2 separate regions of the Homo sapiens genome follow, and region 1 is linked to region 2. Evidence: read pairs that join two places in POLR2A ChIA-PET (ENCODE). Cell type or tissue: A673. All regions are shown on one strand. Each heading gives the region's core, and the rest is flanking DNA. Links, peaks and the distances in the headings are about the cores only.

Evidence for each region. Peaks named below come from ENCODE experiments on the same cell type or tissue, not always from the same donor. Only the 100,000 strongest peaks of a DNase experiment are listed, where the experiment ranks them.
Region 1: POLR2A ChIA-PET joins it to region 2 with 12 read pairs; 8 of 35 experiments call an interaction of 5 or more read pairs at or near these places.

The regions. Positions count from the first base shown.
Region 1 is chr12:95,079,603-95,095,113 of GRCh38, reverse strand. FGD6 (FYVE, RhoGEF and PH domain containing 6) reads left to right here. Exons shown (of 21, transcript NM_018351.4): 15 at 420-522; 16 at 2,269-2,415; 17 at 3,305-3,407; 18 at 5,418-5,545; 19 at 9,206-9,334; 20 at 10,468-10,616; 21 at 13,558-15,511. The coding sequence ends at 13,594. Among named protein-coding and RNA genes, the nearest start is that of NR2C1, 14 kb to the right of the region's middle. In A673, for the core only: no CTCF peak of the experiment used is centred there; no DNase peak of the experiment used is centred there.
Region 2 is chr12:95,240,159-95,255,669 of GRCh38, reverse strand. It overlaps VEZT (vezatin, adherens junctions transmembrane protein), which reads right to left. Exons shown (of 12, transcript NM_017599.4): 2 at 3,599-3,730. Among named protein-coding and RNA genes, the nearest start is that of VEZT, 30 kb to the right of the region's middle. In A673, for the core only: no CTCF peak of the experiment used is centred there; DNase peaks (open chromatin) are centred at 6,489 and 8,959; H3K4me3 peaks cover 809 bases; H3K27ac peaks cover 3,946 bases.

The DNA.
Region 1 (15,511 bases), core at 4,979-12,978, 160 kb after region 2:
TTCTATGCTATAAATTGGAATTTGAAACTTGACTTATTGGAATGTTTTTAAATTCTAGGATGATGTCTTAAGAAACTCCCTGGCTATATAAATAATCATAATTATTAATTGTACAATTATCCTTTAAACCAAACCAAAAATATTTTCAAGTTTAGGAGAGTTCAAAAGCTATTTAATATAAAGCAGAACTTTTGGAAAGAAAAAATAAGCATTGTATTTGCTAAAATGCCATCACGGGTTCTCTGTTGTCTGTTCTGATGATCTGTTCACTAAACCTGCCTCAACTCTGAGGAGTTGCTACTTTTTTGACTGGTATTGTTGGAGGGTGGTGGGATCTGTTGCCATGGGAGAAAGAAAAGAAGAAAAAGGAAAAGAACAAAAACTGACATCTGGTTGATGAAACCTTTTGCCCCCAACAGTTCTGCCACAGAAAGGGATGAATGGCTAGAAGCGATTTCCAGGGCAATAGAAGAGTATGCCAAGAAAAGAATCACCTTCTGTCCTAGTAGGAGTCTTGATGAGGTATTGTTTTCTCCTTTTTTTTTTTTTTCCAGTGCATTTCAAAGTTTTTACCTTAAACATTTCACAGGGGTTTAAGAAAGCAACATGTGTTTCAGAAAATGATTGGACTGGACATCAGAGAGTTACTCTACAGATTAATGTCTCATTTCAGCGCTAAAAGTTTATCCTCCTATTGTTGTCTCACTGCAAGTCTGTGATAGCATATAGCATATTCATGTTTCTTCCCAGCTATAAAACTTCATTGTAGGAAATTTAGAAAATACGAAACAGTTTAAGGCAGAAACTAATCAGCTGCCATCCCACTACCACAGGCGTCTTTTTAAGTTAATTTTGTATTAGAAAATTTTTAGATTGTAGCTAAACTTAGTATTCCGAGCACGTGAAAAATATAATAGCCCATATTTCTTTTCTTTTTCTTTCTTTTTTTTTTTTGAGACAGAATTTCACTCTTATTGCCCAGGCTGGAGTGCAATGGCGCAAACTCAGCTCACTGCAACCTCTGCCTCCTGGGTTCAAGTGGTTCTCCTGCCTCAGCCTCCCTAGCAGCTGGGATTACAGGCATGCACCACCACGCCCAGCTAATTTTGTATTTTTAGTACAGATGGGGTTTCACCATGTTGGCCAAGCAGGTCTCAAACTCCTGACCTCTGGTTTTCCGCCTGCCTCGGCCTTCCAAAGTGCTGAGATTACAGGCATGAGCCACTGTGCCTGGCCAATAGCCCATATTTCTTTTTTTTTTTTGTTGAGATGGAGTATTGCTCTGTCGCCAGGCTGGAGTGCAGTGGTGCAATCTCGGCTCACTGCAACCTCTGCCTCCCAGATTTAAGTGATTCTCCTGCCTCAGCCTCCCAAGTAGCTGGGACTACAGGCACGTGCCACCATGACCAGCTAATTTTTGTATTTTTTTTTTTTTTTGAGACAGAGTTTTGCTCTTATTGCCCAGGCTAGAGTGCAATGGCACAATCTCGGCTCACCACAACCTCCGCCTCCCAGGTTCAAGCAATTCTCCTGCTTCAGTCTCCTGAGTAGCTGGGATTACAGGCATGCGCCACCATGCTAATTGTCGTTATTTTTAGTAGAGACAGGGTTTCTCCATGTTGGTCAGGCTGGTCTTGAACTCCCAATCTTAGGTGATCCACCCGCCTCGGCCTCCCAAAGTGCTGGTATTACAGGCGTGAGCCACCGCGCCTGGCAATTTTTGTATTTTTAGTAGAGACAGGTTTTCACCATGTTGACCAGGATGGTCTTCATCTCCTGACCTTGTGATCTGCCCACCTTGGCCTCTCAAAGTGCTGGGACTACAGGCGTGAGCCACCATGCCCAGCCAATGGCCCATATTTTATCCCCATCTTTTTTGTTTGTTTGTTTTTTGAGACGGAGTCCCACTCTGTTGCCCAGGCTGGAGTGCAGTGGGACAATCTCAGCTCATTGCAACCTCCACCTCCCAGGTTCAAGTAATTCTCCTGCCTCAGCCTCCTGAGTAGCTGGGATCACAGGCACCCGCCACCACACCCGGCTAATTTTTGTATTTTTAGTAGAAACAGGGTTTCACTGTGTTGGCCAGGCTGGTCGCAAACTCCGTACCTCATGTGATCCACTCGACTCGGCCTCCCAAAATGCTGGGATTACAGGCGTGAGCTGCTGTGCCTGACCCTCATCCCCATCTTGGTAGTGTGAGATGCCACTGCCGAATAAAAAGGCAGGCAGTGTGCATGGAGATAATCAGAAGTTGTTCTTCTTCCACAGGCAGACTCAGAAAATAAAGAAGAAGTTAGTCCTCTTGGATCGAAGGCTCCCATCTGGATTCCTGATACCAGAGCCACAATGTGTATGATCTGCACAAGCGAATTCACTCTCACCTGGAGACGACACCACTGCCGGGCCTGTGGAAAGGTTGGCGATGATAACACCCATCTCCATTGTGGTCTTTACTGTCTCCAGGCTGTACATAGTGAGGAAGCATATTTCCCCTCATAAACCATTATAGTTCAAGAATAACAATAACTATTATTATTATTATGTTAATGGTAGCAAACATGAATGGTGTTTTCTCTAAATATTTAGGGGGCAGGGGCAATCTTCTTAGTGAACTTCCACCCTCCTACTTCAGAGTTACATTAGAACATCAGTAATAACTGATTCAAAAACAAAATCTAACAAATCCACAATTAAACAGGCCCTCACATTTACAGCTATTATTTAAACTGCATCTCTCTAGTACTAAGTATCCATAGTATTCAGTACGGGGAATGTTCAGTGTTGAAGTTATCTCTAGTGATGTTTCTAAGCCTTCATGATCTCATTAGTAAAATGGGTGTAGAAACAGTGACATCAGAGAGTCACTCTAAAAATTAAATGAGGTTGTATTTAGAGAGCATTTAGTATGGAGCCCAAAAACTTGGTAGAGTTGCAGAGACGTGGTCGTTGCTGCAGCAGTGATTATGATGATGACAGTGCTGGTGATCAGTATACCTCACAGGCCTTTTTGCATGCCAGGTACGGTTCTAAGCATTTTGCATATATTAACTGCTTTACTTTATTATTTTATGTAGTCAGCCCTCTGTAAGTAATCATCTGTGGCCCCTTCATCTTTCAAGTGTGGTACTATGCATTAGTTCACTATATGCCTGAACTCCAGAGTTATTATTGAGACGAAGTGAGACTCAGTGACTCTGAAACTGTTTTGAAAAGTGGATAGCACTGTAAATTGTAACATACTTTATGGTGTAGAAACACAAGTTATTCTAATGAAATTAATGACATAATTCCAATGTGTTTTCAGATTGTATGCCAAGCTTGTTCGTCTAATAAGTATGGCTTAGATTACCTGAAAAATCAACCAGCAAGAGTATGTGAACATTGTTTCCAAGAACTGCAGAAATTAGGTAATATATAAGTAAGGATTTAACCAAAAATTCCTTTATTCCCCAGATGCTTTCAAACAACCTTCTGAGAGAAACACCTTCGGTACATTAGCAATATGATTGTTGATACTTATCTCCAAATTTGTAGTAAGCTTTCTTAATTCATATTTTGTTGTAATTCTGGGAGAGGTTGGGCTGAAATTTGGTTTCAGTCTGTGTAAAAGGTTTTGCTAAGAAAACTGTAGAAATGTAATTACAGGGTAAAACACTTAAAACAGTAAAAGGGAACTTTAACTTTCAAGTAATTTTGAAGTCTATAGTTTCACATGATAGTGTGCTCATTACAAATCATTTTATCTATATGTAAAGTAATTCTCTTTACTTAGGTGGCACTTCGTTAGCTTAATTCTAGTCAGTTAATCTGATTTAGTGAGATGTTAATGTACATCTGAATGTGCAGCTTTTTGACCGAACACAAAAATGATACTTCCTATTTCCCTGCTCATTATTTGCAGGTATCCTCCAGTAAAATGAATGCAGCTTAGCAGGACTGCTCAGGTCTATGTTTTGGGAAGAGATTTTTAGTTAAATTCCTGAAACCTGTAGGATCTAAATTTTATTTATATATATTTTTTGAGATGGGGTCTTGCACTGTTGCCCAAGCTGGAGTGCAGTGACACAATATGCAACCTCTGCCTCTCGGGTTCAAGCGATTCTCGTACCTCAGCCTCCTGAGTAGCTGGGATTACGGGCACGCGTGACCACGCCAGGCTAATTTTTGTATTTTAGTAGAGACGCGGGGCGGTCTCACCATGTTGGCCAAGCTGGTCTCGAACCCCTGACCTCAAATGATCCACCCGCCTCAGCCTCCCAAAGTGCTGGGATTACAGGCATAAGGCACCACGCCTGGCCAGGATCTAAATTTTTGAAAGTCTGTTCTTCATTTCCCTGAAGGATAGCTTTTCATTAGCAAGGAGGAATTTCTAAGTGGATGACATGGTATTTCAGAGTCCACATATTTCTAGATGAATAATTTATTATTATTTGTGTACATTTTCCAAGAAGACCCATCCATCTCTTCCTTTATGTTCCTCTCTTTAGTCTGGGTATATGGTATAAGCTGCAAACATTCAAAATTCGTCTTTGAATTCTCCTTCCTCATCACCTATACCCATTTGGTCAGTAACTCTTGTCAATTTTATCATCAAAAATCTTTGTCTTGATTTCTCCATCCCAGCCCTAATAAGGCCTTCGTTATCTCTCATCTAGACAACTATAATAATTTCCTAACAAGTTTTCTTGCTGTTAGTCCTTTCTCCTTAGTACTGCCAGATATAATCTATTTTTCCAAATTTAATCTGCTCATGTCACTCCCCAGCCTAAAACATATAAACAACAGTCCAGTTTGCTTCAAACCAGCCCCTTTTTTTTAATCTGGCCTCATTATTCTCCAGATAGATGATTTAATTTCATACCTCTCTGCCTTTGCTCATGCTGACCTCTTAGCGCACAGTGTTCCTCCTGCTTGTTTTAACCTGGCAAATTCCTACTTACTCCATCATGGCCAGCTTTTATCTTATTATCTTCTCAGCTTTCCCTGAACCCTCTGCAATCAGAATTCATTACTTCTTCATCCGTGTCCGATAGCCCCCTTTTTTAAGCTGCTTTGTTCATTGTAGCTGGTCTAGTATCTAGACACTTAACAATACCAGGGTTCTTTGGGGTTTACGGCAGTAGGGAAGGTTTTTTGGATTTTTTTTAAGTTGGTAGTATAGTCACGTGTTTCATAATTCTAAAGGCACACAAGAGTAATCCTTTCACATAAAGTTCAAAAAGTATAAAACCATAGATAGTAGAAAGTCTTCCTGCCACTCAACTCCCAGCCATCCATTGTCCTTTTCCAGGAGTTATCAATGTTGTTTCTTAGTGTCCTTCCATGGATATTTTATGCAACAGTGTTTATGGATTTGAATGAAATTGAATTGCAAAATGCTGAGCATTGCCTACATAAGCATGCCTGATTTGTTCTAGATCACCAGCACTCCCCTAGGATTGGATCTCCTGGAAATCACAAATCTCCTTCAAGTGCCTTATCATCAGTCTTACATAGCATTCCATCAGGGAGGAAACAGAAAAAAATCCCAGCTGCTCTCAAAGAAGTAAGTGTTTCCATTAAATTTGCAATGTGATAGAGGCTGAATTATTCATATGCATATAATACACCGTTTTTCTTTCATAAAGGAAGATGTCATTTCCCACAACTATTAAGTCATGAATTTTAATACTGATGATGGATGTGGCTGATGCCTCACAATCTTGCTTGGTCTCCCGTCTGACCTAAGTCATTTAGAAAATGGCTATTGAAAGGTTTAGAGAACATTTAATAGCAGTGATAGAAAGTAAAGATAAGTTGGACACACATGAATTTTTTAAAATGACTTTGAGCAAGATCCTTGCCAGAGGGAAGAAGTCCACAGGATATTTTGGGCATTTTGTTAGCATTTAGTGATCTGCACGGTTTATTTGTAGGCATTGGTTGGTTATGCACAGCTGATATCACTGATAGTAGGTTGTCTTTCCTTTAAACTTCCTTTAAAAGAAAACTTTAAATAGTGATAATAGCCTGTATGCTTAGACCTGCTAATGGTGTAATCCACAGACTTTGTTGATATCCTATCCCATTTCCTCAAATTTAGATGTCAAAGAACAAACAGCATTGCCATTTTGGCTACTCCGTTATGATCAGTTTATTAGTGAGGTCCGCCTGTGCTAGTTTTGTGGCCAGCAGAGTAGTTTTTAATTTGGTTCTCTTGCTTTTTTACTGAGGAGGTGTTCTAGCATACATAGTGGAAGGAAAGAACTCTAAAAATTTGATCAAGATCATGTTTCTTATGTAAAGTTACGAGTATATTCCCAGTTGAAACACAGTGTTTTAGAGGTTCATGGAAATTACAGCACGTATCCATACTTCGTTTCTTGTTATGTCTGAATAATATTTCATTGTTTGTGTATACCACAGTTTATCCACCCATCTCTTGTTGAATATTGGGTTGTTTCCACCTTTTGGCTATTACGAATTATGCTGACAGAAATATTCATGTGCAAATTTCTGTGTGGACATATGTTTTCATTTATCTTGGGTTTATACCCAGAAGTAGAATTGCTTGCTCATATGGTAATTCTATGTTTAACTTTTTGAGGAACTGGGAAGTTGTGTTCTTATTCTAGTAATGTTTAAAATATTTTTAGAAACTCCTCTTTTTAGAATTACATTTAGAGCCTCAGTACTCTCAGTAATGGCAGACTACAGCTTTTGAGTTGGAGTTGGATTATTTTTTTTTAATTTTCATTGCTTCTGGGGTACCTGTGGGTTTTGGTTACATGGATGAGTTGTATAATGGTAAAGTCTAAGATTTTAGTGCACCCATCACCTGAGCAGTATACAGTGTACCCAAAATGTAGTTTTATAGTCCCTCACCCCCACAACCCTGATTTATTTTGTAAATAATCAAATCATTGGAAGACATGTTTTGTGGATCAGTTAGGTGATTAAGTTGGTGAACACCAGTTTTATCTTTGAAAATATAGGTCTAGTCATGGCTATTCAGTATTATGGTTGATCTTCTTGTGTGGCTACTAAACTGGTCCTAAATTGGTATAAAGGAGAAATGTAATATATTTTGAGCAACATTAATAACAACTTAGATAAGAATATAGTAGGATTCCAATGTAACTATATTTTAAGCAAAATCTCATTTGAATGTTAAACATTCTAGTTGGATTTTTTTCCTCTTTTTTTTCACTGAGATAGGAAACAATTCTAGTTTTTTAAAAAATTACTTGGTAGTCTTTATAAGGATGTATTTATATAAACCTACTGTTGCTTAACAAATATTTCTAATTTAATGTTAGATCTTAAATTTCCCACTAAACAATATATAATTATTTTCATGAAATTTATAAGAAATTAATATAATTAAAGATACACTTTAAAAATTCACAGAGCGCATGTGTATTAGTTTTCCATTTCTGCATAATAAATTACCACAAACTTAGCAGCTTAAAACAACATACATTTATTATCTCCAGAGTCCAGGCATGGGTTAGCTGGGACTCTGCAGGGCTATAATCAAAGTTTTGGCAAGTACTGAGTTCTCATCTAGAGGCTCATCTGGGAATTCATTTCCTTGTACTTGCAAGACTGGGGGCCTTGCCTTCTTACTAGCTTTTGGCTGGAGGTCCTCAGCTCCTTGCCATGTGGACCTCTCAACATTGCTACTTTGTTCAAAGCCAGCAAGGAAGAAAGTTTCTAGAGTGTCTCCTAACAAGACAGGGCCATATATAAGGTAGCTTGATCATGGGAGTGACATCCTATCACCCTCACCAAATTCTTAGTTAGAAGCAAGTCGTAGGTCCTGTCCACACTCAGGGGGAGGAGAATGTACAGCAGTGTGACTCTCTACAGCAAGGGTCATGGGAAGCCACCTTAAGCGTGTGCCTGCCATACCATTACTAAGGTAGATCCTAAACATTTTGTTATTTATCTACTCCTACATTTTTAAGAACACAGCTTTTAATAACCATTATTAGAGTCAATAGGCCAGGCACGATAGCTCATACCTGTAATCCCAGCACTTTGGGAGGCCAAGGCAGGCAAATCAACACCAACCTGGCCAACATGGCGAAACCCTGTCTCGACTAAAAATACAAAAATTAGCTGGACATGGTGGTGCACGCCTGTAATCCCAGCTACTCGGGAGGCTGGGGCACGAGAAGTGCTTGGACCCAAGAGGCAGAGGTTGCAGCGAGCTGAGATTGTGCCACTGCACTCCAGCCTGGGTGACAGAGTGAGACTGTCTTAAAAAAAAAAAAAAAAAAAAAAAGGCCGGTGTGGTGGCTCACGCCTGTAATCCCAGCACTTTGGGAGGCCAAGGCGGGTGGATCACAAGGTCGGGAGATGGAGACCATCCTGGCTAACATGATGAAACCCCATCTCTACTAAAAATATACAAAAAAAAAAAATAGCCGGACGTGGTGGCAGGCGCCTGTAGTCCCAGCTACTCGGGAGGCTGAGGCAGGAGAATGGCGTGAACCTGGGAGGTGGAGCTTGCAGTGAGCTGAGATCGGGCCACTGCACTCCAGCCTGGGTGACAGAGCAAGACTCAGTCTCAAAAAAAAAAAAAAAAAAAAAGAAAAAAAAAATCAATCAGTAAAAGCTTACTGTCTTTTTGCATAGAGATGAAAACATTTTCAACTTTTTATGAAGTAAAAATTAGCCTCTTTTCTTTCTTACTATAATTTGGGAAGCAAAGATTGATTCTTAAAATGAGCTTCCTTAATAGTAGAATTTTCTGTTTATTATTCTGTTTGTATGGTTTTTAGAAGTCCAAAAAGTTTTTTAGGAACAGAATTAAAGGTTCAAATAATTTTCCCTGATGCCCCAAAATAAGAGCAATAAAAAACAAATCCCCAAGTCCCCAAATCCAGCTTTTAGAAAAGCATTTTAGTCTTCTGGAACTATTTTTCTTCACCTGCCAACCCAGAAAACACAGATGAACCCACCAAGAAACATACGCAAACACGTGCAGGCACAGTTAAACCAAGTAAAATTCTATAATTGCCTCTAACATGGTTGTCTTCTTTTTTGTGCTCATGTTAATAGCAGAGTTCAATTTGTATAGTAGCACTTTGAAAATATATTTCATTCTGAAACATTCTATCATTACAGTTATTGCTTTCAGCACCTATTGGTTGCAAATAATTTTGCTGTTATAATTTGTCTGAAAACCATTAAACTTTGTATGGGGTTTCTTATCTAGGTATCAGCAAACACAGAGGATTCTTCTATGAGTGGCTACTTGTACAGATCAAAGGGCAATAAAAAACCCTGGAAACACTTTTGGTTTGTCATAAAAAATAAAGTACTATATACATATGCTGCAAGTGAGGTAAGATCTGAAATCTAAAGATGAGTAATTTGGGGTTTTGTAATGCCAACTGCAAGTAATTACAATATTTTAAAAATCCATTTATTTTACATAAGATTTTTTGCTTTGCTTTTGGATGGGGGAGGTGTTGTTGCTGTTATTTTTAATGTGAACAGTGTTCTTGCTTTGTACCTGGAGAGCTCTTTCTCAAATGTGTTAGGAATTTTCCATATTATTAAAATGCAATTTTTGTGTGTGTCGTGTGACTACTAATTACTTTACTAAAGGCAGAGCTGCCCCCAGGTGCACTGGCTCACACCTGTAATCCCAGCACTTTGGGAGGCTGAGTGGGGGTGGATCACCTGAGGTCAGGAGTTCGAGACTAGCCTGGCCAACATGGCGAAACCCCGTCTCTACTAAGAATACAAATATTAGTGGAGTGCCTGTAATCCCAGACACTTGGGAGGGTGAAGCAGGAGAATTGCTTGAACCCGGGAGGCAGAGGTTGCAGTGAGCTGAGATCGTGCCACTGCACTCCAGCCTGGGCAACAGAGAGACTCTGTCTCAAAAAAAAAAAAAAAAAAAAAGGCAGAGCTGTGTTTCTTTCTGCCAAGCTCTCTTGAGTGATACTCCCTTTACTGTCATCGTTAGATTGCATTGATCTGACAGCAGCATAGATAAGATAGGCTTTTTTGGATTATAAACAATTCTAGCAGTTTACTCTAATTCTGTCCTTTTCTCCTACCTGATCACCCTGTGTTCCACCATCCTATGAAAACACTGCTGTAGGGTCCACACTTTTCCTTAGTGAGATCCAGGTGAATAGCTTACCTTTCTGAGCTGTTTTCTGCATCCATAAAATGAAAGTAATATAATCACGTGCCTTCCTTGGTTTAGTGAGGATGTTGTGAAATTCAGTAGATGTGAACATGCCAGAAATTGTGTGCCACAGTGCCTGGCATATAGGGTACCTAGGGAGGGAGTGGCTCAATGAATATTATTGAATAAATGAGAAGTGAGTAAGTTGTTAGAATTATCATTACCTTATATGTGAATAATTGAAATTAAATTAGAGCTATGTAGATCAAGAGTTTTCAAATCTGAATTTTGTCTCAATCTAAAAACTTTTCTCCATTTGTATGTTTTTAAATTAGGACGTGGCCGCTTTGGAGAGTCAGCCTTTATTAGGATTCACTGTTATTCAAGTTAAAGATGAGAATTCCGAGTCTAAAGTATTTCAGTTACTGCACAAAAACATGTTATTTTATGTATTCAAAGCAGAGGATGCTCATTCGGCTCAGAAGTAAGTAATCTGGCCATATTTTTCTTTTATTCATGAGATTTCAGTTTTTTAATGGTTGCTTGTAAAATGACCTACTTTAAGGCATGGGGACAACTCAAAATTTACATCAGAGATTTTAATTAGAAAGATTTAACGTATTATTTAAACTCTTCAGAATTGTTTTAAAGACAAGGCAGGGGTATCTGGAATATTTTCAGGAGGCAGAGGGGAAAAGAAAATAGGTAGTCCTATACAAAGTATTTTATCTACACGTGATCTCAGAGGAAGCAGCGTGATGCTGCTCTGCTGAAAGGAAGGAAAGCTAAGGCATTTGACCTCTCCTTCTATGAGGGTAAGAATCTTCCCTTGAAACATTCCAGGACTTTGGCAATCCAGCGATTCATTTGTGCCATGGAACAGCAGGAGTTTAAACAGCTGCTCGCTAACTTCTTTGGGGAAAAGGTCAAACACATTAAGAGACTCCCATGCTGTTCCAGTGACTGAGTAGAAGGAAATGGCTATCAGTTTAGATGGCAAAGGCTGAAACAGTCTCCTCAGAATTCCAGCAAGAATCTTTACTTAGATGTTATCAGTTTGCTTAACATAGAGATGCGTATCTACCTCTGTGAAATTAGGTCTCTTTTGAACAAAATAGTTCATCATCTCTCATTTGATTTTTACCTTGGCTTCACAAAAGAATACATTTTTGTTTTCAGGAAGAGGTGTTCATGTGTTCTCCACAAGCTTAAAAGTGCATGAAAATAAAAAAGAATGCTTTGAGTGAGCAAAGCTTTTAGTTTCTTAAGACAGTTAAGATTAATGTACCAGAATTGCACACATCCCTGAATACCAGCCAGGCACAATGTTACACACACTCTGTAAGACTCTTTTTTCAGTCTATTTTAGGATATCCAACAGTATATAGCTATTCTTCCAAATATTTTCCTTTGGCTACTGGAGAATATTTTTAAATTATGTCACTTAACCATCTTTTCTATAAAAATTATTTAGACAAAATAGTAATTGCCCTAATATTGTCAGATATTAGCTTTCTTACAATTTTCATCAAACTGAAAAAAAGTACTGCTTTTCAATATATGTCATCTTTTGCTTATATCATTGAGTTGACAAGATAGAAATGCCACCAAGACAGAATTACATGTAGTTAGGTAAAGGAAGTCAGTTTACTTATAATTTAGAATTGACCCAGGCTAAATTATAAATTTCTCTTTATTAATATCATATGGATTGCTTTTTGAAGTACATGACAGAATATTAAAATGTATTAATTTTAGTGGGAAAAAAGCCTTGCTATGGCAGTATAACATGCTATTTATGTTCAATATTAAATTTTTGAAAATTCCTTAAAATTTGAACTGAATCTGTTATAGGTTGCTTTTACAAAATAATTAAACTGAGTGATTTCAAGTGTTCATAGTTCTCTGGACTCTCTTCTGTGTGTGTGTGTGTGTGTGTGTATGTGTGTGTATATATATATATATATATTTTTTTTTTTTTTTTTTTTTTTTTTTTTAATGGAGACAGAGTCTAGCAATGTTGCCCAGGCTGGTCTGAAACTCCTGGGCTCAAGCAGTCCACCTATCTCAGCCTCTCAAAGTGCTGGAATTACAGGTGTGAGCCACCATGCCCAGCCTACATAAAATAATACCGTAAGAAATGATATTTCCATAAGAAAGAAGAAAAAGTTCAGAAGCAATTACATTAGTAGGGAGGAAAAAGACTACTCTCAAGTATCTTCTGAATAATTGCAGCTGTGTATATTGTCAGATAAAACTTTGAGACTAAAGAATTTTGGAAAGATGTCTGTGAAACTTTGAGAAGCTCTTTTTTTTTTTTTTTTTTTGAGACAGTCTCGCTCTGTTGCCCAGGCTGGAGTTCAGTGGCGCAGTCTCAGCTCACTGCAACCTCTGCCTCCTGGGTTCAAGCAATTCTCCTGCCTCAGCCTCCCAAGTAGCTGGGATTACAGGCGCACACCACCACGCCCAGCTAATTTTTGTATTTTAGTAGAGACAGGGTTTCACCATATTGGCCAGGCTGGTCTCGAACTTCTGACCTCAGGTGATCTGCCCAACTCAGCCTCCCAAAGTACTGGGATTACAGGCATGAGCCACGGCGCCCAGCCGAGAAGCTCTCATACAGCATGCAAACTTTTGATCAACACTAGATGCCAGATTCCTTTTAATTGCAAATCTTGAAACAGGTCTGGATTAGGGGATATACAAGGAAACTCTGATAGCTAGAGTTAAGGTAGGAGGAGACAGGGAACTAGTGTTCCTAAAAGCACTGAGTCCAAATTCCAGATAAAAAAGAAGTTGTAATAAAGCCTTCACTGAAATATCAACTTCCAAAATAAATTAATTGGTAGCATCAAGACTTCATAGAACCTTTATACATGAAATGGTCCCTTCCTTATGCCTATCAGAAATGAGAGGCACACTTTCCAGGCTAAATTTTGGACCAAATTACCAAATAAAGGGTAGTTCCATGTATGCAGAAGGCCAATTTGCTGCAAGAAAAGATCTTACTGGCCGGTCACGGTGGCTCACGCCTGTAATCCCAACACTTTGGGAGGCCGAGGCAGGCCGATCACATGAGGTCGGGAGTCCAAGACCAGCCTGACCAACATGGAAAAACCCCGTCTCTACTAAAAATACAAAATTAGCCAGGTGTGGTGGCACATGCCTGTAATTCGAGCTACTTGGGAGGAATCGCTTGAACCCAGGAAGCAGAGATTGTGGTGAGCCGAGATAGCACTATTGCACTCCAGCCTGAGCAACGAGAGCAAAACTCTGTCTCAAAAAAAAAAAAAAAATACATATATATATATATCTTACCTATGTTGTTATGGTAATGAGGACCACAGGCCCAGCTGTCATCTATATGGTGTTCACACGTCAGATGATTAGGTTTTACAAATCTAACCGATTTCTCTTATCAATAGGTGGATAGAAGCATTTCAGGAAGGCACAATATTGTAGCAGTATTGGTTTCATCTCTTCTGTGATTCCAAAGAGGTGGAATTTCATCAGAATGGAGTAAATGCAATTCAAAAATTGTATAAAAATGAACACTGCCAAGATAAAGCCAACCAGACCCTTCATCAAAGAAATTGTTTTGTTAGGTATAAGCAATTTTTAAAAGGTGTTTGTTTTTTCATTTATGTTATTTATTAAAATTTTGATGTTTACTTAATGGTCAGAATTATTTCTGAGACACACTGAATTCTAAAGTACCATTTCTTTAGAGACCAGAAAAACTATCTTAATACTGTATACTGTATTAACTATTCGTGACATAGTTCACACTGTTTTCTTACCTTACATTGTAACAATCTTACTGGTGGAAAGTCTTTGTAAGGAAAAAACACATAGCAAGGAGCAAATTTCCACAAAGTGCTTGGTTTAGGAATTGTGATTATTATAAAACTGCTGATGAAAAAAATGCATGTCTTTGAATCAATAAACTTGGGTGAATATTTGTATCTTTTAGTGGAAAAACATGGCCAGCTTCTACCTCAGTAACTGTGAACTGAAATTTCAGTAAATTATCTAAAGTATTTCTGTTGTTAGGTACCTCTTTGGCAGGAGTTAATATTACATCATCAAAGAATTATAGCAAAGAGATAGAATCTGAATTTTTTAAAACTGTGAGTAGGAATGAAGATGTTTTTATTTGCAGAATACCACAAATAACCAACTCTTCCGGCTTTTAAGTCCAATCTTTTAAAAAATCTACCACTTCGAAACAAACATAAATGTATCATTTTTTAAAATAGCAAAATATAGCAAGCATTATGTCACATAATATTCCCTGCTATTATAAGAGTTCTGAGCCCAAGTCAATGATGATATTTGTATCTATAAGTAATGTTACATTTCCAAAAATATTGTGCATTACAAATGGAACTGGAATTACTATATCAGAAAAGCATAATTATAAGCCAGTAATAACTGAAATTCTATAGTATTCATTTTCAAAAGGTCTTTTTCTGCCAGTTTGTGATATCCTCCCTCCTAATTAAAAAAAAAAACAACAAATCCTTTCTCTATAAGCAGCTATCAGCACACCTCCTTAGGAAAGATTTAGATTCATAATTCTGGTGCACTTACTGTTTAACATATGAACTACCTTGCACATACAATTGTTGATTAGCAGAAGAAAATGAAATAACACTGTGATAAAAGCCATCCCTGATGTTCACAATACACAATTTATTAACTAAGTTTAAACTATAAATTATCTTAACTGCCATGAGCGGTGGCTCACACCTACAATCTCAGCATTTTGGGAGGCCGAGGCCGTTGGACCACCTGAGGTCAGGAGATCGAGACCAGCCTGGCCAATATGGTGAAACCCCATCTCTATTAAAAATACAAGAATTAGCCGGTCGTGGTGGTACATGGCTGTAGTCCTAGCTATTCAGCAGGCTGAGGCAGGAGCATCGCTTGAACCCAGGAGGCAGAGGTTGCAGTGAGCCGAGATGGTGCCACTGCACTCCAGCCTGGGATGACAGAGCGAGACTCCATCTCAAAAAAAAAAAAAAAAAAAAAATTGAACAGCAAGGTTATCCATATAATATTTCTTTAAAGGGTACAAGAATTTTCCTTTCTGCCTCTAAATAAAGGATTTCCTAATTCAGTGTGATCCTTAACAGCAACCATGAGGATTACTGAGTGCCTTTCTGGGGCCTTTTGAATGCTGTTTGGTACAGCACCAGAGTCCCTACTAGATCTAGAGTTGGCTGCTATAGTTTTTTGTGGCGATTTTTTGCCATGGAGTCATTTGAACCTCATACACAATCCTAACATGCCATCCCCTTTCTGTCATAGCAGGTACACTAAAATTTCTTTGTAGCTCAATTTTATATAATCAAGATCACATAAATAAGGCTTCCA
Region 2 (15,511 bases), core at 3,199-11,198:
CACAAGGTCAGGAGTTCGAGATCAGCCTGGCCAACATAGTGAAACCCCGTCTCTACTAAAAATACAAAAAATTAGCCGGGCGTGGTGGTGGGCACCTATAATCCCAGCTACTCAGGAGGCTGAGGCAGGAGAATCGCTTGCACCCGGGAGGTGGAGGTTGCAGCGAGCTGAGATCGCACCACTGCACTCAAGGCTGGGCGACAGCGCGAGACTCCATCTCAAAAAAGAGAAAAGAAAATTAATCACTCAGCTAAATAACAATAAAGGCCTTTAAGTTAGGTAATGAGTACAAAAAAGATCATGAATAAGAGTTAGATTTAAGAGACACAGAAGCTGACTTGATGTATCACTTGATGACCAAGGCTATGTCAGCGCGATTGGAAATGGTATGGTAACTGAGAGGGTGGTGATTTGGGACTATTAAAAAGAACACTTTTTGTTTGTTTGTTTTGGGGGTGTCTGAGGGGGTAGTGATTTGGGACTATTAAAAGGAACATTTTTTGTTTGTTTGTTTTGGGGGTGTCTGAGGAAGTCCTATTTTAGACAAGTTGAATCTGAGCTTTGTGGGGCACATGTAGAAGAAAATGTCTAACAAGCACCTGGAACTCAGCAAAGCCTGGAGAATGGACATAAGTGGCAAGAAAGTAGATGAGATCCCCAGAGAAGATATCAAGCCAACGAGAAGCCTGCTGCTAAAACTCTATGGAATGAATTTAAGAATAATCACAGGAAAAGAAACCAGAAAAAGAGACAGAATGAATATTCATAGTAAGAATATCAGGGCAGACTACTTAACAACTACTAACAAGCATATGCAAAAATAAAGTTAAAAAAGAGAGAGCAATTAATGCTAAGGATGGTTTCATTAAGAACTCATAGAAAAACAGCTTTTCAGAGGAAATAATTGATACTTCATTCCTTGAACAGAATTTTGGGAGCAATTCTAAACATACATTCCCTGACAATGAGCTAAACAATACAACAAGTTTTCTAAAATTTAGCTCTCCCCAAATTAGGAAAAAAATTGGTCGGGCATGGTGGCTCATGCCTGTAATCTCAGCAGTTTAGGCCAAGGTAGGCGGATCACTTGAGGTCAGGAGTTTAAGACCAGCCTGGCCAACAAGGTAAAACCCCATCTCTACTAAAAATACAAAACTTGGCTGGGCGTGGTGGCCTGTGCCTGTAATCCCAGCTACTTGGGAAGCTGAGGCAGGAGAATTGCTTGAACCTGGGAGATGGAGGTTGCAGTGAACCAATATTGCGTCACTGCCCTCCAACCTGGGCGACAGAGTGAGACTCCGTCTCAAAAAAAAAAAAAAAAAAAAAAAAAGAACTTCGTTTTAGAAAAATATAGATCCTACAGTTAAAAACTTGTCTTAGAAATGTGCAATATGGCTGGGTGTGGTGGCTCACATCTGTAAGGCCAAGGTAGGAGGACTGCTTGAAGTCAGGAGTTTGAGACCAACCTGGGCAACATAGTGAGTGGTAATTTTTAAATCTTTACAAAAAATAAAGAAGAAAATTAGCTGGGCATGGTGGCACATGTCCGTGGTCCCAGGTACTTGGGAGGCAGAGGTGGGAGGATCACTTGGGCCCAGGAAGTGAATGCTGCAGTGAATTGTAATCACACCACTGCATTCCAGCCTGGGTGACAGGGGAAGACCCTATCTCAAATAAATAAATAAATAAATAAAATGAAGACAAAACAAACTTTCTAGACATATGATAATTTTTTTGAGATGGGGTCTTGCTATGTTGCCCCAGCTGGTCTCCAACACTTGGGCTCAAGTGGTCCTTCTGCCTCAGCCTCCCAAAGTGCCGGGATTATAGACATGAGCCATTGTGCCCAGCCTGGTAATTTTTTAAAACAACCTCTGGCTATGCTTTTTATTGTTCCTCAGTTTCTGAGGGGATTCAATTTTAAACTCTCACTTGACTTATTTATAAACTAGCAACAACATTTCTATATATAAAAATACTTGTCATAAATGACAATAATACCTATAAAACCCAAGTTTGTATCAAAACAAAACAAAACAAAAAATTAGAGGTCAATGACCATCTGCTGCTCTAAGACTATCCCCTGGCCATTCTTTGTTTTGTGTTGCCAAGTAACCTCAAATCCAAGCTTATTAAATAGCCTATTATATACAAACCACTTCCCAGGAACATTCACTCTTAAAAGGGGCACAGGGAAGAAATGGTATAAATGGAGGACTAGGAAAACTGGTTCTGATCCATGTGAGCTCTAACTCTCCTAACTCTCACCTTCTGGGTGTTAGTCAAAAAATTCTCTAGTGTTTACTAGACTATTACAAATGGGCCAGCTTGGTTACCTCACATTTTAGGTGTCTTTGTAAGAAGATTGGGGAAAGGATCCTTCTGCCAATCCATACTTTCCCTGTAAATGACTAATTGAAAGTTTTAAATGCTCCTCTCAATAGTGATAAAACACTGATTAAACTAGAATGCTCAAGGAATGAGGAAATTTGGTTATGTTTTTTCTATTAAATTACAATTCCTTTGGTTAAAACTAAAATATACTAGACATGTAGACAGAGGTTAAGAACATAAACTCGGAGTAAAGTACAGGTTCTAATCCCAACTCTACCTCTTACAAGCTAAGTAACCTATGATAATTTATAATCCTCCTATGCTTCAGCTGTCTCATCTAAAAATAGAGTAAATTTATTTTTTTTTCTTTGAGACACAGTTTTGCTCTTGTTGCCCAGGCTGGAGTGCAATGGCACAATCTTGGTTCACTGCCACCTCCGCCTCTCAGGTTCAAGCGATTCTCCTGCCTCAGCCTCCCGAGTAGCTGGGATTACAGGCGCCCGCCACCACGCCCAGCTAATTTTTCCATTTTTAGTAGAGACAGGGTTTCACCATGTTGGCCAGGCTGGTCTCGAACTCCTGACCTCAGGTGATCCACTCGCCTTGGCCTCCCAAAGTGCTGGGATTACAGGCGTGAGCCACCGCGCCTGGCCCATAAATTTCTTATTTTAGTAAACATGGCTAGCAGGACATAAATGAATCCAGAAAATGCATTTTGTAGAACATAATTAATGGAGATTTTTCTAGTATCTCGGCCTCAATGCTGGACATCGACTATGAGATATTTAATGTATAAAAGTATTTAATTCTATAGATAAAAAAGTCACCAGAAGTTATGCTCACTCCATTATCTACACCTGAAACTGTGTTTAAGAAATATCAATTTGCGTTCTTGTCATTCATGCTGTTTTTTAAAAAAAAGATTTAAAGAGAAAAATCCAGTTAGTAGAGGATTCCTATTAGTTGTGCTCTCATTAAAGTTTTAGTATATTTTTTTCGATTCTGTTTGGATAGCATCAATATTTAAATAAGTAATGTATTTTAATTCTCTACCAAATTATTTCCTCACTGGATATAAATTACCTACAAAGTATTCCAAAGCAGTAAGGATTCATGTTTATCTAACAGAAAGTTTTGTACTATTGATGAAATAAATAGTCTTACCAGTGTGAGGGAGGATATGGAAGTGCTTAAGAAGTATCTGAATAGCCAGTAAGGTAAAGTGCAAAAGATTCGGCCAGAAAGAATGAGCATGCGTTCTTACTTTTGGTAGGACTCTTGTAGGAGGCTTTTGTTGTCCCTCTGTTGTGCATTTTTCTGTTTTTGGTGACAAAGAAGAACATATTTCAAAGTCTGTGTGTCCCAGATCCTGTAAGTATTGGTAAAGTGGAGAATTCTGAAAAAGACACAAAATAAAGCAAATTTCAAGATCATTACTACTTCAAAAGTTTCGGGGGCCAAACTTAATACCAGACTTCACTATTGTGACCAGTATGTCCAAATTCTTTAAGGCTTCTTCTATAAGAACTGAATTATCTGTTATAATACAATGCCATTTAACACAAACAAATCAACAAACAATTCAACAGAGGAACCCAAAAAAGGAAAAACTCTAAATAAAACACACAGATTTTTTTTTTGAGTGAGTACCAGCAAGAAAAAATGAATTTAGGAATATAAATAGATTGTTAAGCAATTTCACTGTCCCAAATTTTATAGTCTTAGATTGCTTCAAAATAGCCAATGTTATAGATAACTCAAACGACAATGTTATTACTCAAAGCCAAGAATAATTAAACAATGATTATATTGTATGAATTATAATATTTTTATCATCTCATCATATTCCTTAATTCATTCAAGCACAAATACGTATTATCTACCATATGCTCAGCACTGTGAACAAACTTAAAACTCTTCAATAATGTTACCTTAGATAAGCTATATCTTACATACGAGCATATGACAAATAGAACACAGTATGGCTAACAAAAGCATTAGAACACAGAGGTTAAGAATACAATCTGCTGGGCACAGTGGCTCATGCCTGTAATCCCAGCACTTTGGGAGGACAAGGTGGGTGGATCATCTGAGGTGAGGAGTTTCAGACCAGCCTGGCCAACATGGTGAAATGCTGACTCTACTAAAAATATAAAAATTAGCCAGGCATGAAGGCTTGTGCCTGTAATCCCATCTACTCGGGAGGCTGAGGCAGGAGAATCGCTTGAACCCAGGAGGCAAAGGTTGCAGTGAGCCGAGATCACGCCACTGCACTCCAGCCTGGGCGACAAGAGCAAAACTCCATCTCAAAACAAACAAACAAAAACCAATCTACAGATTCAAATCCCGACTCTGCCTCTTACTAGCTAAGTAACCAGGAAATTTATAATCCTTTTGTGCATCAGCTGTCTCATCTAAAAATAGCAGTAATAGCACTTAGTTCATAGAGTTCTTATGAAAATTAAATTAATATAAAGCATCTGGGACAGTCCTTGCCACATAGTAAGCACTCCATTTATACTTTTAACTATATATAAGCTATGTGGAAACAGCACAGATTTTCAGAACAGACCAAAAAAAAAAAAAAATCACCCCAACCCCATCAAACAGAAATATCAATGTCACTACTGGATGAAAATCTACTGGACAACTATTTCTGAACAGCAAGCTTAAATTTTAACTTTCAACCTTCTCTAAAGCATACAGTTGGTGACATGTTTAAAAATAAATCTTGGCTGGGGGCGGTGGCTCACGCCTGTAATCCCAACACTTTGGGAGGCTGAGGCAGGCAGATCATCTGAGGTCAGGAGTTCAAGACCAGCCTGGCCAACATGGTGAAACCCTGTCTCTACTAAAAATATAAAAATCAGCCGGGCATGATGGCAGGTGCCTGTAATCTCAGCTACTCAGGAGGCTGAGGCGGGAGAATGGCTTGAACCTGGGAAGTGGAGGTTGCAGTGAGCCGGGATTATGCCATTACATTCCAGCCTGGGTGACAGAGCAAGACTTTGTCTCACAAAAAAAAAAAAAAATTAAAAAATTAAAAAAAAAAATAATAAATCTTGATTCCATTCAATGAAATATTTAAATCTCCAAAAAGACTACAATTAGGTGGGGGGAGGGGGGAGGGATAGCATTAGGAGATATACCTAATGCTAAATGACGAGTTAATGGGTGCAGCACACCAGCATGGCACATGTATACATATGTAACTAACCTGCACATTGTGCACATGTACCCTAAAACTTAAAGTATAATAATAATTAAAAAAAAAAGACTATAATTAGGTTTTAGAGATAAAACAACAGAAAAAAAAAAGAGCAACACAGTTAAAGTACTATGTGGCAAAATCTTAACTAAGTATTTTACTTTCATCTTCTCAGTTAAGGTTCACAACAATAAAAGTTATTATTATCATCATTATCATTATTATTTTTATTCCAATTCCATAGATGAGGAAACGGGTTCACTCAGTTAGAAAAAGCAGGATTATACTCTATTACCTAAAATAAGAAACAGTCCCTTCCATGTCTATTAAGGAAGACACCAAAAAGTTACTTATAGTTTAGTACAAACACACCAAGCAAGTTAACAATGTCAGGAAAGTATTTGGATACTATGGAAACAGGAGAGATACCTAAGATAGACCAAGACATTTAGGGAATATATTCTTGCATTCAGAAGAATAAGGAAGAGTGGGAATCTGCTGGACTGGTAGCAATTTGTGGAATATCAATTTGAGAGAACAGGAATTGAGTCAAATGCCTTTCTTTTAAGCTATGTTTAATCTCTTTTTTTAAGAAAAATATTTTTTAAAAAAGTAATATATCCCTCTACCAGATTTAAAATTTCTGGCAGCACAAATGGTTAATCTTGATATCACCCATAATGTATATTCAAATATTGCCTTGAATTAGTGAATCTGCATTTTCAAAGTGAACTGTGAACCCCACCCTGCTCTTGCCCCAGTGGGGGCAAAAGAACAAGAATGCCAGTTCATTTGTTTGGGCCGACCTTACATACTTTAAAAAAAAACATTGTTTTTAAGGCAGTAGAACCCTTTCTTCAAATGAACTCCCATGGGGAAGAACAATAAATAAGATGGATCAAAGGGAAGTTACTCTAACTCTGGGTCAGCAGCCTTTTTCGGTAAAAGGCCAGATCGTAAATATTTCAGACTCTGCAAGCCATATGGTCTCTGTCACAACTAATCAAGTTTGCTGCTGTAGTGAGAAAACAGACTCAGCCAATACATAAACTAATGAGTATGGCTATGTCCCAATAAAACTTTATTTATAGACACTGAAATTTGAACTTCATGTAATTTTCATATGTCACAAAATATTCTGATATTTTCCCCAGCTGTTTAAAAACATTTTAAAAACCTGCCATCCAAAAATGGGGGTACGGGTCACGGTGGCAAATCCGGCCCAAAAACCTTAATTTGCTGATTCCTGTTCTTTTTGTTTGTTTTCTGTTTTTCTTTTTCTTTCTTTCTTTTTTTTTTTTTTTTTGAGATAGGGTCTCACTGTGTTGTCCAGGCTGGCCTAGAACTCCTGGGCTCAAGCTATCCTCTGGCTTCAGCCTCGTGAGTAGCTGGGACTACAGGTGCAAGCCATCGTGCCCTCCTCTCCTAATAAAAGACTCAGTCAAAACCAGGAGACAAACTCTTGACTGCTAACTGTTCTCTGGCAAGAGACTTAGAGAGTCAAGATGAGTACAAACTTTTTATTGAGATTATAATGCCCTTTTTTACTGTACAGATAGCAGATGCTCTCTCATCAGTGACCCCAACGTCCTTTCCTTTTCCACTTTATGTCACAGATCACAAAATAACAAAATGTAGTATAGATTGTTTTTTAAAAAATGATAACCAGAAGAGAAACAAGAATACTTTTTTCTTCAAATATGTTCTGTATATAAGCTGAGGGCATATATACACATTCAGTTCGGATCACCATAATCTGGAACACTTGCTATTTCACATTTCACAATGACAGCACATTAATCATTCACTTTATATATCACAGATCATATCCAACAGTATCATGTGATACAGTAAATTCTACTAGTAGTTTATTCTGCTTTTTCTGCAAATACAATTTCTCATTAACTTTTTGGCTGGTTTCACAGGCTTCTTGTTAAAGGTGTGGCACACCCATTTGTGCTATATAACTATGAGTGATTCCTCAGTAGTTTTGGTTTCTTCCCCATCATTAGTAACAGATCAGTTTTATCCCAGAAAGCACTGTTTTACAGTTCTGGAAAAATCTGGCTTACCAAGGTGATCACCATACTTTGTTTCATGGCTGTATGTAACAAAGCATTTGTCAAAGTTTCATAGAAGACAACCTTTGGAGACTGAGGTGAATGTATTGCAGGTTTAATAAAATGTAATTTCTAGTTATCTACTATTATATTTCATATTTGCATTTTTCTATTTTTGGCTGTTAGTGCAAATCATATTACTTCCTAACACATGTAAACCCAGATACTGTATGAACACTGTGAACACTCAAGTTCTATTCATTATGCTTACATTAATTCTTTTAAAATGTTTAGGAATAAAATTGCTATCACTTTTTCTCCGAAACTGTCAAATAACTTGTATATTATTTAATAGATCTCAGAAAACCATATCCTAACCAGTAGTTCTCAAATTATTTGGTCTCAGCTCTCCTTATAATCTTAAAAATTATGGAGAGCCCCAAAGAGCTTTTGTTTACATGGACGTCTAATGACATCATATTAGAACTCAAAACTAAAATTTAAAAAAAACTTATTATTTTACTTGAAAATAGCAATAAACCTGTTACAATGTTAAACAACATATGTTAATGAAAAAATTCTCCAAAATGAAAAAAATTTATTGAGAAGAACAGATTGTTTTACACTTTTTGCAAATCTCTTTATTGTTTGGCTTAATAGAAAATTGCCGGATACTTATATCTGCTTCTGCATTCAATGTGTTGCAATGTATTGTTTTGGGTGAAGTATACAGAAAAATAAAGGCTTACACAAATAATATAGTTGGAAAGCCAGAAGTATTTTAATAGTCTTTTCTGATCATTGTAGTATCAAAGAAGAATAGCCGTACCGAAACAAGTAATAGTTTCAAATAGCTAAATGTTAACGTAGAATATGCAACCATCTGATGAGCTTTTTGTACTCTGTATACACACATGAGAATGACAGTGACAAAGGCAAATAATGTCTTAGTATTAAAACCTGATCACTCAACATAATTTATTTTGACTTTTTTTCTTTTACAGCAAGGGGAGGCTCCCTATTGCAACTGTTCTGACCACTATATTTTAGAGGTTTTGGGATATTAGGCTTATACACTAATAAATACAGGGAAATATTTATTTTTCATAAAGTATTAGATGGTAGCTTTAGAAAGGGGTGTTTTTGTGCAGAGGGTAAGGCAGAGTAGGTAGTTGTCTCTATTATGACTTTTCCTTGGTTCAAGCAAAATAAAACCGCAAATGTTTTATTTAAGTTGTTTTTTTGAAGAGAAATCATTAACACTGGATTCAAACTATAATTTCGAAGTATTGGAGAATGTTACTGATGCCAAAAGAAATATGAGAAACCTCAGACACAGCATGTGGGAGCTCCTCAGGAAATCTTTGTGGTTCACTATTCCTGTAAGTTTTAGCTGACAGAAAACACATATCATAACACCAGAAAGAATTTTGCTAAATGAAAAACAGCCAAGAACCTTTGGTTGTGCTAAGATTGTTCTGGTGGCCGAAACATTTTTGCAATAAAAATAAACAAAAATAGACAGGAAAATCCCACATTTTTGCTGAAGAAAGCTCTTTAAGAAAATGTCTCATCCAAGTCCTACACTACTGACACTTCTTGCCAGCCCTGCTCCCTGCAGGCCCCACATAAAGATATCAGATCTGGGTGGGTGCGGTGGCTCACGCCTGTAATCCCAGCACTTTGGGAGGCCAAGGCGGGTGGATCACTTGAGGTCAGGAGTTCGAGACCAGTTTGGCCAACATGGTGAAACCCCGTCTCTACTAAAAACACAGAAATTAGCCAGGCATGGTGGCACATGTCTGTAATCTCAGCTACTCGGGAGACTGAAGCAGGAGAATCCCTTGAACCCAGGAGGTGGAGGTCGCAGTGAGCTGAGATCCCGCCACTGCACTCCAGCCTGGGCAACAGAGCGAGACTCCGTCTCAAAAAAAAAAAGAAAAAGAAAAAAAAGAAAAGATATCAGATCTCCCAGATGTATAAAGTCCAACCATTCACTTATGGCAGTGCTTGTTTTCTACATGATTCATGATGTATTCTGTACAAGTGCCAGTGTCATTACTACATCATTGCTGGTTAGCTTTTATTTGAGACAGGGTCTTTCTCTGTCACCCAGGCTGGAGTGCAATGGCACGATCATAGCTTACTATAGCCTCAACCTCTGGAGATCAAGCAATCTTCCCACCTCAGCCTCTGAGTGGCTGGGACTACAGGTGCAAGCTACCATACTCAGATAATTTTTAAATTTATTGTAGAGATGGGGTCTTGCTATGTTTCTCTGGCTGGTCTCCAACTCCTGGCCTCAAGGGATCCTCCTGCCTCAGCCTCCTGAGTCACTGGGATTATAAGCATGAGCAGTTCTACCTGGCTACAGTGCTTTTATTATTAGCTTCACTCTTTTAAACTGCTTTAAACTCTTATAGATAGAACAAGTTGTAAGCTTTCAGGTCTTGGGCCAGAGAAGAATGGGCCAAAGATGGCAGAATTAGGCAACTGATTCAATAATAAATACTTACTGAACATCTTCCATGTCAGGCAACATGTAGGCACAGGGGATAAAACAAAACAGGAACAGTTTTTCCCAAAAGAGTTTTATCTTGTAATACTTCTGATAAAACCACGGTTCATCAAGCTTTCAACATTATCAAGGAAATATTGAGTGCTCTGGTACTTTCTAGGTATGCTCTGTTTCCAGAAAAATCCTCTCCCTGTTTCAGCTTCCTTAAGTACAAAGTAAGAATGCTATGGGACTCTTAAACTTGTTCAGGTAGTAAAACAAAACTCACGACACTCTGAGAAACAAGATAAAAGGTGGTATTTTTATTTTTTATTTTTTGAGACAGAGTCCCCCTTTCACCCAGGCTGGAGTGCAGTGGCACGATCTTGGCTCACTGCAACCTCCACCTCCCGGGTTCAAGTGATTCTCCTGCTTCAGCCTCCCAAGTAGCTGGGATTACAGGCATGCGCTACTACACCCAGCTAATTTTTTGTATTTTTAGTAGATATGGGGTTTCACCATGTTGGCCAGGCTGGTCTTGAACTCCTGACCTCAAATGATCCGCCCATCTCAGACTCCCAAAGTGCTGGGATTACAGGCATGAGCCACCTTGCCTGGCCAAAAGTGGTATTTTAAAATACAGAATTTTGTGCTAAACCAAATGTCATCTTATGCTACAAAATAAGCTAAATACAGAGTATGGAAATCCTGTAGATCAAATTATTTAGTTTCTATGACTCAAGGACATATCTAAATAAATAATGAAATGCATTTGTCTTTAAAAAAAAAAAACACACCAAAAAAAATTACCAAATTTCTTCAACAAATAAATGACTTTTAAAAAGGTGAGAGGCAGGAGACTGAGGTGGGAGGGAGGATGGTTTAAACCTGGGAGGCAGAGGTTACAGTGAACTGAGATCACACCATTGCACACCAGCCTGGATGACAGGGCCAGATCTTGTCTCAGAAAAAAAAAAAAAGAGGCAAGAGGGTGGGGAAAGACTAAAGTGACGTATCACCCAAATGCAACGTAGGGACTTGTTTTGGATTCTGCTTGGAACAACTGTAAGAAGGCATTTTTGAGAATTTAAGGAAGCCCAAACACAGACTAGGTATTAGATATTAGGAAATTATTATTAATTTTGTCAGATGAGATAATTATATTGGGGTTATCATTATTTATTTATTTAGAAACAGGGTCTCGTTCTGTCACCCATGCAGTGGTGTGCATAGCTCACTGCAGCCTCAAACTCCTGGGCTCGAGGAATCCTCCCACCTCAACCTCCTGTGTAGCTGGTACTACAGGTATGTGCCATTATGTCCGGCTAATTGTTTTTTATTTTAGAGACAGGGTCTCACTATGTTGCCCAGGCTGGTCTCCAACCCCTGGGCTCATGTGATCCTCCCACCTCGGCCCAAAGCACTGGGATTATAGGTGTAAGGCACTGTGCCTGGCCAGAGTTATCTTGAAAAAGGAAAAAAAAAAAAGAGTTTTTAGTCTGTTTTGTGTTGCTATAACAGAATACTTGACACTGCATATTTTATAAAGAAAGAAGCTTACTTAGCTCATAGTTCTGCAGGCTGGGAAGTTCAAGAGCATGCCACTGGCTTCTAGCAAGGGCTCTGCTGCCTAGATATAATATGGTAGAAGGTCAAAGCGGGAGTGGGTATGTGCAAAGGGGCCAAGCCCTAAGAAAGTCCTTACTTTATAACAACCTGCTCTTTCAGGAATTAATCAGTTCCCAAGAGAACTAATTCAGTTTTGAGAGAGCAAGAACTCACTCACTATTGTGAGAATGGCACCAAGCCATCCATGAAAGTGGAGCCTCGTGACCTAAATGCCTCCCATTAGGTCCTACCTCTTAAAGGTTCTACCTCCCAACATCGTAGCATGGCAATTAAATTTCAACATGAGTTTTGGCAGGGACAAACCACACCTAAATCACAGCAAGTACTTGTCTGTTAGAGATACATACTGATACATTTACAGGTGAAATTAGGTAATGTCTGATATTTGCTTTATTTTTATTTATTTATTTATAACAGGCCAAATGGGAGTCACATGGTATTTGCTTTAAAATACACCAAGAAAAAAGATGGGGGAGGGTGAGAGGAATAGATGAGACAGTTTGGTAAAATGTTAACAGCTGCTGAAGCTGAAGCTGAAGCTGAGTGATGGGTAAATGGAGCTTTTTTTTTTTTTTTTTTTGAGATGGTGTCTCACTCTGTCACCCAGGTTGGAGTGCAGTGACACTATCTCTGCTCACGGCAACCTCCAAGTGATCCTCCCATCTCTGTCTCCCAAGTAGCTGGGACCACAGGCATGCACCACCACCCTCAGCTCACTTTTTGTATTTTTGGTAGTGATGGGGTTTCACCAGGTTGCCCAGGCTGGTCTGGAACTCCTGAGCTCAAGTGATCTGCCCACCTCAAACCTCCCAAAGTGCAGGAATTACAGGCATAAGCCACCAGGCCTGGCCATGGAGTTTTCATTGTAGTATTCTCTCCCTTAAAATACATTTTTAAGGTCTATAATAAAAGTCTTTTAAAAATCAGATGCTAGGTTTTCCTAAAGTCTGGTATAAAAGGCTTAAGAAAATACTATGGAACAAAAATGTAAACTTGAAAAAATTCAACTTATTATTATAATCTGGGGAAAATATCATTTTACTGATTTTTTTTTTTTTTTTTTTTGGTGAGATGGAGTTATGCTCTTGTCACCCAGGCTGGAGTGCAATGGCACCATCTCGGCTCACTGCAACCTCCGCCTCCCAGGTTCAAGTGATTCTCCTGCCTTAGCCTCCCAAGTAGCTGGGATTACAGGAGCCAGCCACCACGCCCAGCTGACTTTTGTATTTTTACAAATACAGGGTTTTACCAGGTTGGCCAGTCTGGTCTCGAACTCCTGACCTCAGGTGATCTGCCTGCCTCAGCCTCCCAAAGTACTGGGATTACAGGCGTGAGCCACCACGCCCGGCCCATTTTATTAGATTTTAAAACACTCCACACGTAGTCCCAGCTACTGAGGATGCCTGCTTGAGCCCAGGAGTTTGAGGCCGTAGGGCCTATGATCACACTTGTGAATAGCTACTGCACTCCAGCCTAGGCAACATAGCAAAATCCTGTCTCTAAAAAAGAAAAGAAAACAAAACAAAATAAAAACCAGAAAAAACCCATTAGAGTCTTACAAACTTCTATCTAATAGTCTCAGGTGATTTTATTTTTATTTTTATTTTTTTTAGAGATGGGGTCTCACTATGCTGCCCAGGCTGATCTTGAACTCCTGGCCTCAAGCGATCCTCCCACCTTGGCCTCTCAAAGTGCTGGGATTACAAGTGTGAGCCACCATGTCCAGGTCAAACTTCCATCTAGTAGTGGTACTTCCATAGTAGTGGTAGTTTTAATGTCTATTGAAAGAGAATACGACAAAAAGCAAATGTTAATATAGATAAGATCTAAAATAAATTTATGAGTTAATCACATGTGTATCAACTAGTGTAACTTGTACATGTGCTATTTTTTGTGTTTATTTTTAAAAAATTCAGAAAATGATGAGCAAGTATTTGGACTTGCAAACTTCCTGCAACAATGTCTACGCTTTTTAATATTTTCGCCAAGGTCAACAAATATCAAAGGTATCCTCTAGCAACATGATTTCAAGTTGCTAGTCTCAGTGGAGGCACAAATAAGTGTCTACTTACCTGTCAATTTGAATTATTCACATTTTCTTTCCACAAACTAATGTAAAGTTCATGGAATAAACTATTCTCAATTATGTGATTTTTCTGAGCCATGTTTTAAAATCACCATTAAACAAGACAGTTAAAAACAAAAAGTAGAAACAAAAAAACTACTATGTTCTTATAAAGCAGTGGTTCTCAAAGTAAATCATCACTGCACAACTCCCCCTCCCCACATTTGGCAATTTCTGGAGACATTTTTCATTGTTAAAACTGAGGGGTGTGCTAGGCAGGGTAGCTCACTCCTTTAATCCCAGTACTTTGGGAGGCCAAGGCAGGAGGAATTGCTTGAGGCCAGGCGTTTGAGACTATCCTAGGTAATATAAAGCAAGACCTTGTCTCTACTAAAAATAAAAAAATTAGCCAGAAATGGTGGTGTGCGCCTCTGGTCCCAGCTACTTGGGAGGCTGAAAGTGAAGGATTGCTTGAGCCTGGAGTCAAGGCTGCAGTAAGCCATGCAAGACTCGTCTCAAAACAAACAAACAAAACCTGTTGGCAAGGCACGGTGGCTCACACCTGTAATCCCAGCACTCTGGGAGGCCAAGATGGGTGGGTCACTTGAGGTCAGGAGTTTGAAACCAGCCTGGCCAACATGGTGAAACCTTGTCTCTACTAAAAAAAAATACAAAAATTAGCCGGGCGTGGTGGTGCACATCTGTAGTCCCAACTACTTGGGAGGCCTGAGGCAGGAGAATCACTTGAACCCGGGAGGCGGAGGCTGCAGCTGAGATAGCGCCACTGCACTCCAGCCTGGGCAACACAGCAAGACTCCGTCTTAAAAAACAAAAACAAAACAAAAAAATCCCCAAAAAACTGTGGGGTGGATGTGAGCAGCGCTACTGGTATCTAGTGTGTAGAGATCGGGATGCTGCTCAACATCCTATATTGCACAGGACAACCCTCACAAAGAGTTATCTGGCCCAAAGCATCAATAGTTCTAAGGCTGAGAACCTGTTTTTGAGTATAAGGAATCAAAGATTGAAAAAATCACAAAAAAATATGTAGCCTAGCAGCTGCTTTCATTATTTACTTTTTATTTTGGGACGATGACTGATTTGAAAAGCAATGACCAAAATGGAAAATTAGCTGTTTTTCCATGACTTGCAATGCTCAACAGCCTGTTGCAAAAACAGGCTTTCTAAGAGTGAAATGAGTTACCTTCGAAATAACTGCATTAGAATTTATGCATTGAAATTTTAATCAGCTACTAATATAAAACCAAAATAATTATAGCACTTGGTTACACTAAGTATTGTGATAATCAATATGAACCTTTAAATAGGCTAAGAAATGTTATTACAGTATTAAAAATATCTGAAGAAAATAATTTTCTATATAACATCGTTTTACTCCAGTAGAGCCTTAAATTTTAAAAACTTTAAGAATAGCTGAGCTAAGCTGTTGGGAGATTATTTCTACATAAACTTCATGCTCATCTAACTGAACTTCAGTCTTCCAATAAAAAATTTTCCTTATTTAAAAAATTATGTTGGGGTGTCAACATAAGAAAAGAAGTGCAAATCTGACTATCTGGGCCATAGATATTAACTAGGAAAGTTAGATATCTCAATAAACCTAGCCTCTTCCACAAATGGCACTTTACTGAATGGTTTCTTTTGGATATTGACACACTATTAATATCAATACTACAGGTCCACAATCCAGCACATCT